Linked DNA regions of Homo sapiens: regions 2 and 3 are each linked to region 1. The links are chromatin loops, found by intact Hi-C in ENCODE. Cell type or tissue: endothelial cell of umbilical vein. All regions are shown on one strand.

Region 1 (5,000 bases):
CGGATCACTTGAGGTCAGGAGTTCGAGACCAGCCTGGCCAACATGATGAAACTCCATCTTTACGAAAATTACAAAAATTAGCTGCGCTTGATGGTGTGTGCCTATAGTCCCAGCTACTCAGGAGGCTGAGGCACGAGAATCGCTTGAACCTGGGAGGCAGAGGTTTCAGTGAGCCAAGATCGCGCCAGTGTACTCCAGCCTGGGTGACAGCGAGACTCTGTCTCAATAATAATAATAACAATTTAATTAAAATTAAAAAAAGAAAAAAGAAGAAATGATATTGCTTAGCTGTAAGGGCACTTCCTATCAATCTTACTGGAAAATCACAACAGCTTCCACTTATTAACAATGTATCCCCTCTGACCCTTTTTTTTTTTTTGAGACGGAGTCTCACTCTGTCACCCAGGCTGGAGTGCAGTGGTGCAATCTCAGCTCACTGCATGCAACCTCCACCTCCCAGGTACAGGCGATTCTCCCGCCTCAGCCTCCTGAGTAGCTGGGATTACAGGCACACGCCACCACGTCCAGCTAATTTTTGTATTTTTTTTCACTATGTTGACCAGGCTGGTCTCAAACTCCTGACCTCAGGTGATCTGCCCACCTCAGCCTCCCAAAGTGCTGAGATTACAGGTGTGAGCCACCGTGCCCAGCCCAGTATATCTTATTTATCGATCTCACATCTCCTTCTAAAAAGGAATCCACATTTAAGAAGTAGACTCATCCTATATATTGAGGGCAGTACTGAGTACAATAAAAAAAACTGTTAATGTACACAAACATGTACAGAAAATTTCTGACAGACACGTCTCAATAAAGTTCTGTGCTGGGGTGTGTTTTTAAAGCAGCTAGTGGTGTATTACACATGTACCGCAGCCATGTTCACCTTCCCAAACTCTCGAAATTCAACATTGGGAATTTTGCTTCCAATATGTCCTACATATTACAAAAGATCATTCAGAATGACTGTTTCTTCATGTAAGAATGATTCCTCACATAATTATTTCTGACCCACATATTGGTTTGTGGTTGAAGACACTACCAATTGGTGTTAAAATGGATCAATCTAAGCTGGGCACGGTGGCTCACACCTGTAATCCCAGCACTTTGAGAGGCCGAGGCAGGTGGATCATCTGAGGTCAGGAGTTCAAGACCAGCCTGGCCAACACGGTGAAACTTCATCTCTACTAAAAATACAGGCCGGGCACGGTGGCTCACACTTGTAATCCCAGCACTTTGGGAAACCAAGGCAGGCAGATAGGTCAGGAGTTCGAGACCAGCCTGGCCAAAATGGTGAAATCTCGTCTCTACTAAAAATACAAAAATTAGCCCGTTGTGGTGGCACATGCCTGTAATCCCGGCTACTCGGGAGGGCTGAGGCAGGAGAATTGCTTGAGCCTGGGAGACGGAGGTTGCAGTGAGCTGAGAGCGTACCACTACACTCCAGCCTGGGCGACAGAATGAGACTCTGTCTCAGAAAAAAAAAAAAAAAAAATTAGCCGGGCATGGTGTTGGGCACCTGTAATCCCAGCTACTTGGGAGGCTGAGGTGGGAGAATCACTTGAACCCGGAAGGCGGAGGTTGCAGTGAGCTGAGATCGCACCACTGCACTCCAGCCTGGGCAACAGAGCGAGACTCCATCTCTGAAAAAACAAAAAAAGATGGATCAATCTGATAATCACTGGTTCCTGCAAGAAAGGAAATGTAACATTATGTTAAAGTCGCACAACGCTTTACCCAGCAGGCCTACTCTTTCTCATAACTAATGTATGTTTTCACAAAGTAATAAATTCCCATGGTGATAAAAAGTGACACATTCATTCGAGTGATAAGTCAAATCAAATATTCCCCTTTAAGAAGCTCAAGGTATCCCACACACAATTTCTTTCAAGTTTGCATTCTGGAGTGTATCATATAAACCCACACCTTCCTAGGGTGCTGGATTCAGACTGCTTTCTACACGGTTTCCCTTATCTAATCCAACTCAGGCAGCTGTCTCACTTCCAGTACTTTTCCATCTCCTGATCTGCAGTCCTCTATGCCTATTATCCAGACTGGTTACACCACCCGAAGATGTAAGGGCCTAAGAGCCCCCACCCCATCCTGGGGAAGGCAAACAAAGATACTTTACATGACCTGACTCAAAGAACAGTTAAAAGATTTCCACATTGTTCAAACCCCTACCTAATATTCATCTAAGTTTTCATTTTAGGAAAAAATGAGTATCAAAATCACTTTATGTGCCCAAATTTCAATCATAACTTATTTTTGGCTTTGGGTGATACATACTGAGAATTCTTCAACTCAGCAAGGAGAATGTTAAGTCACACATGTGCTCAGAAGTAGAGGAAAAGTTTTCAGCCCAAGCATAAGGGCTCCATTCACACTGTGCAGAGTTCAAAGGAGTCAAAAGCGTATCTATTGAAGTGGGTTTTCCATTTTTTTCAACTTCCTTTTTCTTATGACAGTATTATTTATGTGGATACATGTTTTGTTTGAATTTCTTAAGCCCCTGCTGCTCCACGGGGAGGAGCTAGAGTGATTGTGGTCATGGGACAAGGGGACAGCGGCATGGAAAACAGAGACTCAGCAGCAGACCAAAAAGACGGGTGCACACAATATATGACTTGTGCACAGGCTGGTCCCTGAGAGTGACAGCTCATGGCCCAGGAATAAAACATTCTGAGGAGGCTTTACTTTAAGGGAACCAGAAATACCATCCTTGAGGTAAAAGGAGGTGCTCTGGAATAAACCCTACAGATTGAGTTACCCTGTAAGGTAAGGTAAGCTAGAAACAAAAGCTGCTGGGGAGAGGGAGTATGGGCCTACAGAGACTTCACCTGCCTGTGAGTAAAAAACAGCAGTCTTTTTGGACAGAAGTGAAAATGCCAAGCAAATAATTTTTGCATCACAGATCCTCTCTAAAAACTGGGTTTAATACTGAATAGACCATATTTTAAAATCAATTAAGAACTTGAGGGAAGTTATTGTAAAACTACAAACATTTTATTATCAGAAAGCAAAAACACGGAAAAGTTAACATTTCCTTACTCAACCTTGCCCAAATATGCGATAGCAACCAGAGTAGCTGTATTTCCTAACTTCCTGACTTAAAGAATTTATAAAGTGAAAACCTAATGCTTTCTGCTCATTATTGCAGACAAGTAATTCCATATGATGCTTCTGGGCTGAGAACAAATAAAAACTTGGAACCCAAGATGAGGTAGAATCTAGTTAAAATAAAATTGAGCTAGAAAGCAAAAGCTGAAAAGCAGAAGAACTACAGATGTAAATGCAATATGGAAAATTAAAGCATTCAATATCAAATCAGAAAATAGAGAAACTGGTTGTCTAAGCCCTCGTAGTAAGCAAATGACATTGGAGATTGATCTACTGAAACCCTCTGTGAACGCTGAAGAGCTCCAGGGCTAACCCTTCCCATTGCAGCTCTGCATTGGTTTAATCCACAGGTCTCAGAATGAAAATCCACCCTCCTTGGATGGTGGAGATGATAAATAGAAAAATATTACAACTTTTTTTGGGGGGTGGGAGGGGCTAATGCCTTGGGCTCCATGGCTGAGTCAGTTCCACACAAGCAAGAGGACTGCAGTATAGACTCAATTCAGTCAGCCAGAAATGAAACCCAAGTCACCGTTCCTCCAAGAAAGCAGACATGTGTCCCATCACATGCCCTCTCAGCTCATTCTTCCCCAGACTCAACTCAGGTCCCACCCCTAATGGGCGAAGATATTCAACTTGGCAGGAGCAGATGATTTGCTACATGTGGTTATAAGGTGGCTTCTGGGCAAAACCGTGACTCCAGAAATGTGTTCATGACACCTTGAGTTTATTTCAGAGTAATGTGTGTTCAGATACCTTTCTTTACCGGAGATACAGCAGCTTTCCCAGACTGGGGTTACCATGTTTACACACTGAGGGCTTCTGCTGGCAGCAATTGTCAGCCTGCTTAGCACAGACTGGCACGCTCCACAAACCCAGTAAAGAGTTAAACGTTCTTTGCACTTGACTCAGTGGCTTCTCTTCACCACACACTCCCAGATCCCACCATTCTCTGAGCCACCCGTGCAGCCAATCAAAGCAAAGGAAGGAAATTATCCTGGCCGGCTGACAGCCACAGCGCTCTGATGGCCATATATGGTAAAAACCACTGTCAGAGCCCTGTCAGGCCTGCGGGCCGGCTGCTGTGGACATATCAGTGAACTGCAGCAGCAGGAGAAGCTGGCCAAGGAAACGCACAAAGGCTGCCTGCTCATCTCCAGGGGAGGGGGTGGGGTGGAAACCATCATCTGCCAGGGCACACATTCAGTGAGTCACAGCCACTCACTGTCATCAAAAATAGCCCCGGGGTACATTGGGAAGTTCCTTCTGCCAGGACTTTGTGCTCCATTGTTAACTGGGGGTGAGCAGGGTGCCCACCCCACCCCTCCCAGCAAAACTGTGGATAACACAGTCACTAGGAGAAAATGAAAAGGCCCTTCTGTGGCACTTCATGTGGTAATGAGGCCAGGCCGTGCTCGTGTGGCTGGCAGCTCGTGACATAATTTGGAAGTCATTGTTCTGCACCTGGTGCCCTCCCCCTGCATCCTCCACCCCTCCCAGTCCTGTCCCCCAGCTTTTCACGGCCCATACACTTGGCAGTTGAAGGTGCTCCAGGCATCAGACAATCTATTTCAGGAGGCAGTGAATGGGCATCCCACGACATGTCAGGACACTGGCTGGCTCTGAACAAAATCCTCTGCCCCTAACACCAAAGCTACCAAGTGCCAAATGTCCACATCTGTACAAAGGGCTACCGGCACTGCCACTGTTGTCTAAAACAGAGTACCACAATGTGTAGAAATGGAAATTGCCTGTCAGCAATGCACAGTAAGGCAGACATGCAGCCAATGCAAATCCAGCAGGTGCTGGCAAAGACTGTGGATCACACAGAAAAGCACTGTCAGGAGACTGCCATTCCCTCTCAAGTAGCCCATGAAAGAAGG
Region 2 (5,000 bases), 140 kb after region 1:
TCTGGCCGATCTCATTTCACAGGCTGCAGAATCACCTAACCCTTTCCACCTGCAAAGCTTGTCACTCTCTCCTTCCTTAGAATCTCACAGCTGAGTATGTTTTCAGAACTGTTCTTAGACACAGATCATTTACTATTTATTCTCATCAAAATCTGAAACAGCTATGCGAGAGGTTCCAAACTCATGAAACCTAAAACAACCATCAGTTCATCGAAGCAGCTGGGAAAATCTTTTCGAGACAACATCAACTGCTTTTGTTCATGAGATTAAAAAAAAAAAATTCATACTGACCAGAAACCCAAGCACGCTGGAAACAGCCAACCATTAACGATGACCTTTGCCTTGGAAACCATGAGCAAAAATTCCCCTTGGTTTCCCTTATATTTCCTTTGGAAAAAAAAAGGAACAATGCAACAGACTAGGCTGGTTTCACTCTGTGATCACTTACAAGGCCAGCTGTTCCTCCTCCATGTTCCTACACTGATAAGAATCAGGGACTCCTGCTCTACGCATGAAGTCAGGATGGCATTGATTGGGGCCCTGGAACACTCTGCCTCTGTTCCCCCACGACAATCAAGTAACAGGCATTTACTGTAAAAAGCAAGACTGGAAGCTGCAGGGAAGCCCAAGTAGCAGCGCATTATCCCGAAGCTGTGAGATCACCCTGCGTCCTGCAAATACAGTCAGGAGATACAGCCAGAGGAAACCGCACGACATGACTCTCCGGGTGGGGGGTGGGGTGGGAGGCCGCAGAGCATGGTCAGTCACAGGATTTATGAAAACAAGATGCAGAAAGTCTCTGTGACCCGGCTTCCTGGCTTCTCTTCTGAGCTCACTCTGGGCCCAGAGCCTCATGCGCCCTCTGCGTGGCTGACCTGAATACTGTATCTGACGACTGCAGCTTCTGATGCCCAGAGGCACAGGCTCCCGATTCATCAGACCCTCAAAGTGTCCCACTGGGGAAGTCCATGAAGAAATCCACATTGGTGATGGCACGCTCACTTTACCAGGTGTCTGGGGCCAGGAAGCCCAAACCCACAAGCCATCCATCCCAGCCACCCAGAAGTCACTCTTCTCACAAAAGATCTGAGTGTCCTAAAAGGAGTGACTAAAGTTACAAAAGGTCAGACGCAGACAGACAAAACGGAAATGTCTTCCTCCACCGCTGTAAGAAAAATCTTGATGAGGGATAAAAAAAAAAAAAGCCGCTGCCCTCTCTACCCGCCAACTGGAATGTTTTTATCTCCACCACACAGATCTGTTCTCGGACACTGATTACTGCCATTCGGGAAGCTTCATAAGATTAAAGTTTCTCCAAAGCATTGAAGACAGACAAAAAACCTCAATCAATGCTCCTCAAAAAACCCCAGGCCCCCAAAATATAAACAGCCAGTGTCATCCAGAAACCAAGCCATGGCAGGAAACCAGTAATCAGGGTGGTCATACGTACTAATTTGAGCTGGAAACCTCTGGACAGCAGAAGCAGTGGGTTGGCTGAAGGAAGATGCAGAAGTCGGTAAAATAAAAGAGGTTCGTGGCTGCAGTGCTCACATCTCTAACGCTCCCTACAACTGCCCTCCGAGCTCTGGCCATCTGCTCCCTATGGAGATCAGGAAAAGCCAGGAGGCTGCCGAGTGCTTCCACGAGGGCTGGGGAGCCAACTCCTCCTCAGAGTCCTACCCGAAAAGCAAATGGCTCTTGTGGAACTCTTGTCTTCCTCTGATATTTTGGCTGAAAAAGGCCCTTGTCCCAGCACATCCTGATGAAAGAGGGCCATTCAGCAAAACAGCTGAGGTTCCTCTAATCACTGCACTCCTACGGGCTTTTCTGTAGGCCGGAGAAACAAGCACCGGGGTGTGCATTCGACATTGTGAGGGCAAACAACTGGCCCCAAGGAACCAACCCCAAGCAACAAGACCCCCTTCCGATTCAAATCAACATTCTGAAGGATGACTCTTTCTTTCAAATCAGCATCCATTTACCCAACGGTGACGGTGACGTGGGCAGCTGCCGCAGTTAGTTATTCTGCGTACTCAAAGCACGGTTACATCCTGAAAATTCTTCAGTCATGCTAACAGCTATCTGAGGGGACACGCCAGGTAGAGGGGACCACATGCACACCTATGAGGAGCTCTGGGATACGCACGGTGCCCAAGGCAGGTCAGGCTGCAAAGGTCCTAAAGGTTGGAGGTGTGATCCCAAACCCTCCAGGCACAAGCCAGCCAAGAGCTGTGTTTTTAGCGTTTCTTTCAGTGAGAGAAATAAGTTCAGGATGTGAATAACCATGACGCAGGAGAGAATGGAATAAGTACCCTAAGAAAGGGGCTCGGCTAGGGTTTACAAGAGGGAGGAGGGAGCATTTAACTGGTGACTTCTGGAACAATTCCTGAAGGAAGCAGCACTGAGTAGGGGCTTCTCTTCCCTCGGCTCACAAGTGACCAAGCGATCCTCCCTACGGATTAAGTGAAACACACATTACCATGATTCTGGTTTTGCAGGTGAGGAAACCCCAGCTTGCCTAGGAGCACATATCTCTACAAGATGGGGCTGGACTCACATCTATCTGCCCCACGCCCACCTGCTTAACCCCTGTTAAGCAGCTGTTCTACTCATCCAGAATGAAAATCAGAGCCATTATGCTGCGGTCACATCCGCTCATGCCTGCCCAGGTGCCTAATGGCAAAGCCACTAAGGCACTGAGAAGTCAGAATGTGGATCACATCTTCCGTCCTTCTTCCCAGTGTGTGAATGCATCATGCGTGGGAAAGAGAGAGAAGGAACCATTCAAGCAAACAGAACTCCAGGAAGACGAGACTGTGCCGGGGTTCTTCCATCTGCCCAAGTAGAAATCAGAAGGGCAGGGGACCCACAGCCTTATCCTACCCACCACTGCCGTCATAGTTGGGGGACAGGACACATCCTTTGGCCCTTCTGCACTGCATAGAGGCTAAGGAGTTCTGTAAACCACACAGCCACGCTGACCAAGAAGTCGCTTTCAAGGTAAGTTTCTCATCAACAGGACTATTATTTACTGAGGATCTCCCATGTGGCCAAGGCTGTAGGAGGTACTTAGCTACGCCACGTCATTGAACTCTGGCAGTTCTGCAGGGTAAGGTATTTTCTCCATATGACAAACGAAGGAAGCCCGTCAACAATTCCAAAATAGAATCACCAGGGATAGCATGGACAACGCCCATGGTGACTGCCGCGCTTTAAGGTTTAAGAAAAGTAAAAACTGGGGGTGATGACTCATTCCTGTAATCCCAGCACTTTGGGAGGCTGAGATGGGTGGATCATTTGAGGTCAGGAGTTCGAGACTAGCATGGTCAACATGGCAAAACCCTGTCTCTACTAAAAATACAAAAATTAGCCAGGTGTGGTGGTGCATGCCTGTAATCCCAGCTACTCAGGAGGCTGAGGCAGAGAATCACTTGAACCCAGGAGGCGGAGGTTGCAGTGAGCCAAGATCGCACCACTGTACTCCAGCCTGGGCGACAAAGTGAGACACTGTCTTGGGCAGGGGCGGTGGGGAACAAAAGTAAAAACAATGGTCTGGGAATTCATATTTCTGGGTTCCAATTTACATTCTACCATATATACTCTGATTAACCCCTAGAATTAACCCCTAGAATTCCTTACAGGGTTCTGTTCATTCATCCAAACAGGCAAACATTTGCAGAGCATGGAGCACAGGGTAAGCCAAGCCAGCCCAAGCTCTGATAAGGGCAAAGACAGCCATCCTCTTTAAGGAATGGGTATATGTGCTGGTGATCTGGGTGTCTGCCCTGCTGCATAGAAACAGCATTTCTTGAAGAACAAAAATAGTAGGTATAGAAACATCACAGTATGGAATATCCAAACACCCCTGAATTCCAACTCTGGTCATACATTGAAACAACCTATCAAACTCCTAAAACACATTCATGCCCAGGTCCAGCCTCAGCAGAGTCTAATTCGGAAGGTCTGTGATGAGTCCTGGGCATCTACTTTTTTAAAAAGTTCCAGGGAGCTGGGCATGGTAGCTCATGCCTGTAATCACAGCACTTTGGGAGGTCAAAGTGGGAGAATCAGTTGACCCCTGGAGTTCAAGATTAACCTGGGCAACGTAACAAGATCCCATCTCTACAAAAAAATAAAAATAAAATTAGCTAGGCTTGGTGGTGTGTGCCTGTAGTCCCAGCTGCTCAGGAGGCTGAGGTGGGAGAATCACTTGAGCCTGGTGAGGTCAAGGCTACAGTGAGCTGTGACCACACCACTGCACTCCAACCTGGGAGACAGATCTTGTCTCCAGAAAGTTCCAGGGGGTGCTTCTGATGCACAGCCAAGTTTTAAAAACCTCAGAATCAAATAACATCATGGCCAGGCATGGTGGCTCACGCCTGTAATCCTGGCACTTTGGGAGGCCAAGGTGGGTGGATCACTTGAGGTCAGGAGTTCAAGACCAGCCTGGAAAACATGGTGAAACCCAGTCTTTACTAAAAATACAAAAATTAGCTGAGCGTGGTGACGCACACTTGTAGTCCCAGCTTCTTGGGAAGCTGAGGCACGAGAATCACTTGTACCCTGGAGGTCGAGGCTGCACTGAGTGGAGATTGTGATCCTGGAGTCCCCACTGCACTCCAGCCTGGATGAGAGTGAGACTGTCTCAAAAACAAACACACAAACAAACAACATCAGAAGACACAGAGAAAACAGTCTTCTCCATGGGCTTCATAAAGATACCTCTCACATAGGTACACGTCGATGTTTTCTGCTGGTAAAAGGTAACACCAACAAAAAGGCATGGTGCTCTCAGAAGGTGGGTGATGTGATTAGGTGCAATAAAGGGAGGTCATGCTAGGGTCAAAAACAAAATAATACTCTCTTTGGAAGCAGTAAAACAGATGCTAGTCTTCTACTACACACTTTCAGAGACCTGAATGTTCTTCTGGCCCTCTAAGGGAGACGCTGCATCATGACAATACGAAATGATGACAGTGAAAGCAAAAACAGATCAGACC
Region 3 (5,000 bases), 150 kb after region 1:
CTGAACTCATAGTTTTCAACCTATTGAAATAAATATAGATGCACGTGTGTGTGTATGCACGTACATACAAATGTTCCCTAATTCTGCCCATTGAGAGGCCTGTGGTTAGCAACACCCCAACAGCAATAAGCAGACCTAGCTTGGCTCCTAAATTTCATTTTCCACTAAAAGGAACCAGAGCCCCTTGGATAAAGGACTGATTCCACAGGTGGGTAGGGAGCATCTGTTGCCAGAAAGCAAGAAAGCACTTAAAGAATGATGTGGACATGTCAAAGGGACACAGAAGCCAGCCTGGATGAGATCCCACTGGCCCTAACTGTCCACAAGGACAATTTGAGCAAGGATGTCAACAATTTAAGAGCAGATTATAAACCACTGAATAAAACAGAAAAATACAAAGAATTGAAACGGACATTGATGGCAGACAGGATATTAACATAATTTTAAAGTATCTCTCCAAGGAATGCTTCTGAATGATGAAGGGGAAAAGAATAACTGTACAGTGGAAAAGCCTGGTAAAACCCACCTTAGTGACCAAAGTGAATGTCACCATAGTGGGACAAAAGGAAATCAAGTGCCACCTTATGGGATTCAACGAGGACGCAGCATCCCTTGGGTGATGTTCCAGCCAAATACACGTGCCCGGTGGAATCACACAAGAACATCAGACACACTCACACTGAGGGACACTCTGCAAACTGACAGTACTGGGCACAAACATGTCCAGGTCATGGTCGACCGCAGTGGCTCATGCCTGTAATCCCAGCATTTTGGGAGGCTGAGGTGGGCGGATCACTTGAGGTCAGGGGTTCGAGACCAGCCTGGCCAACATGGCAACACCCTATTCTCTACTAAAAATACAAAAATTAGCCGAGCGTGGTGGAGCATGCCCGTAATCCCAGCTACTTGGGGCGCTAAGGCACAAGAATCGCTTGAACCCGGGAGGTGGAGGTTGCAGCGAGCTGAGATATCACCGCTGCACTCCAGCTTGGGCGACAGAGTGAGTTTCCAACTCAAAAAATAAAAAAATAAAATAAAATCCAGGCCACAAGAGTCAAAGAAAGACTGAGGAAGGTTCCAGACTGCAGGAGAGCCAAGAGACAGGATAACTAGATGCAATGGGCAGTCCTGAATTGGATCTTTTGTTATGAAGGACAACGCTGGGACATATGGTGACTCTTGAATGGGGTTAGAGGACTAGACGGTGGGAATGCATCAGAGTCAGTGTCCCGCGTGGATGGCTGTGTTGCGGTTCTGTGGGAGAATGCCCTGGTCTGTATTCCAAGGGTAATGGAGTAGCAGGTTGACAAATTACTTTCAAATGGTTCAAAAAAGAAAGTTCTTTTCACTGTACTTGCAATTCTTATGTAAGCTGGAAATTATCTCAAAATTAACGAGAATTTTTTATCGACGTAGTATTTTACATATTTATGGAAAACATGTAAGTATTTGTTACATGCATAAACTGTGTAATGACCAAGTCAGAGTATCTGGGGTATCCATGACCTTGAGTATTAATCATTTGTATGTGTTGGGAGCATTACAAGTTTTCGAGTTACCAATTTTTTTTTTTTTCCTTTGAGACAGGGTCTTACTCTGTCGCCCAGGCTGGAGTGCAGTGGGACGACCACGGCTCACGCAGCACAGCCTCCACCTCCCAGGCTCAAGCGATCCTTCCACCTCAACCACCCAAGTAGCTGGGACTACAGGTGTGTGCTGCCACCCCCAGCTAATTTTTTAATTTTTTTGTAGAGACAGGGTCTCACTATGCTGCCAGGGCTGGTACTGAACTCCTAGGCTCAAGAGATCCTCCCACCTCGGTCTCCCAAAGTGCTGGGATCATAGGCATGAGCCACCATACCCAGCCAAATTTTTTAAAGTTATTTTTTAAATCTCCACTTAATTCGATTTTGGTAAAACACGACCTGTAATTTTTCTTTATCGGTAGGTAATAAAAGCTTCAGATGATTTTACTGATCACTGGTATGGGCATATTTCATGACTTTGCCCTTTCATCTCTTGCATAGTTTTACCCTCACCAAGCAAGACCTTCCCTGCCTCAGCACTGTTTGCCCTCTTCGTGTTTTCCAGAACAGAAGTGGCCCTGTTTCGTGCCCAGAGCAGAAGAGAACGATGAAGAGCTCTGCTCTCCCAGGTCTTCCTGGTCTGTGTGTGTCCAGGTTTTGAGGGCCTCTCACATACACGGCTCTGGACCACGTAAGATCTAATTTTAGCATTTTCCTGCTCGGAGACCACATGTTTGGAACAGCAGGGGCTGACCTGCCCGTGCAGGCCTCCTATTGTGAAGGGCACGCGAAGCCAGGATACCGCAGCCCTGCAGGATGTGACTCAGCATCCTGTCTCAGTGCTGGGGCGGCCAGCAGCTCTGGCACCAAGTGCTGCTGCTGACCTCACCTCTTAAGACCACAAATACCCAGGGTAATTGGTGGGATAGGCATGCAGCATCAGCTCTCCCTGTTAAGACAACTTGCTTGTCCATCCATTATGCTGGGCTTCCTTGTGAACACCACAGGTATCTATCAGGAAGAGTTCTTCCGAGGAACTGATCTGCTGGTATTTTCAGGACACCAAGAATCAAGAGATTGGTCTTGTTTCTCTCTTTGCTTTGACTACCAGGAAACTCAAAGTCAGATCTGTGGCCAAATTCTGGTAACCATACCAATGCTATGTCATGTATTACATGTACAAACCTTCCCCTTACTTCATCTTATTTTCTTCTGCTTTCTTCGTGTCCCGATTTTCTCACTAATGTTACATTCTATTGTTCTCTATGAATGTTGTAAGGTGTTTCAAATCCTTTTTGGAGGGCACTACTGTAGATACAACACACATTACCCCTGAGGGATAAGGACTCTTTTTGACTCCACACAGAATCCCTGGCATTTGGCAAAGAACCCATATTTAGGCACTAAATACACATGGGCTGAATGGAAAAAGCCAATAGCTAAGTAAAAACCACCTCCATTACCATATTGTTTCACAAGAGGTTCTTTTCCCTTCCATCTCATGAGGTGGGGCCTGGTCAGGAGTCCCCAGGGCCTGGGAATTAGGTTCCTTAGGGAGCCTTCTTGCTGTAGGGGCAGCCAACAGGTCAGTGGCCTTGACTCCAGACCTAAAGAGCCACTCCTAGACTCCCAGCTGCAACAGACACAGCGTGGCACGGGTGGGCCTGGCCACTGGGGAAGTGACAAGTGATTTCCAGATGCTGCAGCCAGCCTGGCTCTTTCCAGACCACACTGAAGGCCCCTTCCTGTGGGAATTCTGATGGGGCCCAGATTTGGGGAAACACGCCTCGAGGACTCTTGGCAAGTGCGTGCCAGGCCTGGACCAGGAATGACTTCTGTGGGCACAGGGAGAGACCAGGCATTTCCTAACACAGGACCTTGAACAGCCTTCTCTGAAACAAAGTCTTTCTAAAAATAGCTTCAAAAGTAACCATTCAAGAAAAGAAAGAAAAAAAAAACTGTAAAAGTAAAGGCACTCAAGAATGATATTTCCCAGATAAAAGCCTGGCACAGGTTTCAGAGGAACTTGCAGGAAAACAGGTCAAGGCTGGGTTTTTCCTCTTAGGTGTCACTTGGTTAACATTGGTCTTTGGAGGGGAACAAGTGCGGCAGGAAGGGCTGGCACTGAAAATGATGGCCACTGGGTATAGGCCAGGGCCAGACACTGTACACAGAACAAGACTCTCTGGAGGCCTCAGGAGGGCCCTGAGAGGAGGAAGGCAGGTGGTGGGCCCAGGGTCAGACATGCAAGTGAGCTAAGTGGCAAGGCCGATGCCCCATCCAGAAGCCCCGCTCTGACCACACGCAGGCTCTCCCGGCATGTCCTCATTTATGCGGCAGTCTCTTGTATCTCACTGCAATTCTGCCCCCACACTGCAGGCTGGCCAGCGTGGCTTCCTCATAAGCACATCACCCTGCATCCCGACACTGACTACACCCACAAAGCAGGAGCCCCCGCACCCTCCAGCCCAATCGCTCAGTTCGCTTTGAAAATGGCTCCTCTCGGGGGCTGGGCGCAGTGGCTCATGCCTGTAATCCCAGCACTTTGGGAGGCCGAGGTGGTTGGATTGCTTGTGGTCAGGAATTCAAGACCAGCCTGGCCAACATGGTGAAACCCCATCTCTACTAAAAATACAAAAAATTCGCCAGGCATGGTGGTACAAGCCTATAGTCCTAGCTACCCAAGAGGCTGAGGCAGGAGAATCACTTGAACCCAGGAGGCAGAGGTTGCAGTTAGCCGAGATCGTGCCACTGCACTCTAGCCTGGGTGACGGAGCAAGACTGTCTCAAAAAAAAGAAAAAAAAAAAGAAAATGGCTCCTCTGGATTTTGATTAATCCTATTTTGATTAATCCTGGTTTCTCATTTTCAGCCTTCCTTGAAGCAGCATGACCCATCTGGATGTCCTCCTCATCTCAGGAATTTTCTAATAAGCTGTCTAAATCCAGAGATCCGACCACAGAACAATGAATGCCAAAGATGAGTTCTAAAGATGCGAGTACTTTCTTTCTAAACGGACGCTGCTTTGTGTATGGCTCTGCTCCTGGGGGCAGACGCGGCAGGCTAAGCCCTGCGGAGGAGGAGGTGAGTCCCAGCAGAGGGTCACTTCCTCTCAGTAGCCCGGCTGGTTTTCTCCACTGCAGGGTCAGACCATAGCCCTGACCCAGCTAGACCCCCATAAGCGCATGACCTTGCTCTCACCGTGGGAATAAAACTCGTGATAGTCAGTTACAAATACACAGCAAATGATGAGCAGCACAATATAAACACAGATCTAGATTGGTGGGTCTGAGGACTCATTCTTAAATTTGGAGGCCATCACCTAATCTTGTCTTTTCACTTTACATAGCAGGAGACAGGGACCCAGAGAAGTGAAGAGGCGTTGCCTTAGGTTGCACAGCAGATGACGCCTCTCAAGATGGACCCTAGGTTGTCTGACTCCGTCTCACAGCTTTGCCCCATTTATCATGAAGAT

Evidence for each region. Hi-C counts contacts between places; a loop is a spot of excess contacts. Peaks named below come from ENCODE experiments on the same cell type or tissue, not always from the same donor. Only the 100,000 strongest peaks of a DNase experiment are listed, where the experiment ranks them.
Region 2: a loop joins it to region 1, with 6 times the contacts of the local background. A loop is called at or near these places in 2 of 110 quality-filtered maps.
Region 3: a loop joins it to region 1, with 8 times the contacts of the local background. A loop is called at or near these places in 2 of 110 quality-filtered maps.

The regions. Positions count from the first base shown.
Region 1 is chr12:108,687,559-108,692,558 of GRCh38, forward strand. The region is part of intron 2 of CORO1C (coronin 1C); the gene reads right to left. Among named protein-coding and RNA genes, the nearest start is that of CORO1C, 41 kb to the right of the region's middle. RefSeq lists enhancers at 3,845-4,124, 3,915-4,596, 4,075-4,369, 4,597-5,000. In endothelial cell of umbilical vein, a CTCF peak has its summit at 2,540; DNase peaks (open chromatin) are centred at 1,953, 2,473, 4,173 and 4,963; H3K27ac peaks cover 4,019 bases.
Region 2 is chr12:108,825,813-108,830,812 of GRCh38, forward strand. All of the region lies in intron 2 of SSH1 (slingshot protein phosphatase 1), which reads right to left. Among named protein-coding and RNA genes, the nearest start is that of MIR619, 8.7 kb to the right of the region's middle. RefSeq lists an enhancer at 1,848-2,419. In endothelial cell of umbilical vein, no CTCF peak of the experiment used is centred here; DNase peaks (open chromatin) are centred at 569, 1,529, 2,329 and 3,119; H3K27ac peaks cover 4,308 bases.
Region 3 is chr12:108,836,217-108,841,216 of GRCh38, forward strand. All of the region lies in intron 2 of SSH1 (slingshot protein phosphatase 1), which reads right to left. It overlaps MIR619 (microRNA 619), which reads right to left and starts at 790; the gene lies at 692-790. RefSeq lists enhancers at 1,646-2,845, 2,150-2,279, 2,839-3,440. In endothelial cell of umbilical vein, no CTCF peak of the experiment used is centred here; DNase peaks (open chromatin) are centred at 2,265 and 3,335; H3K27ac peaks cover 4,979 bases.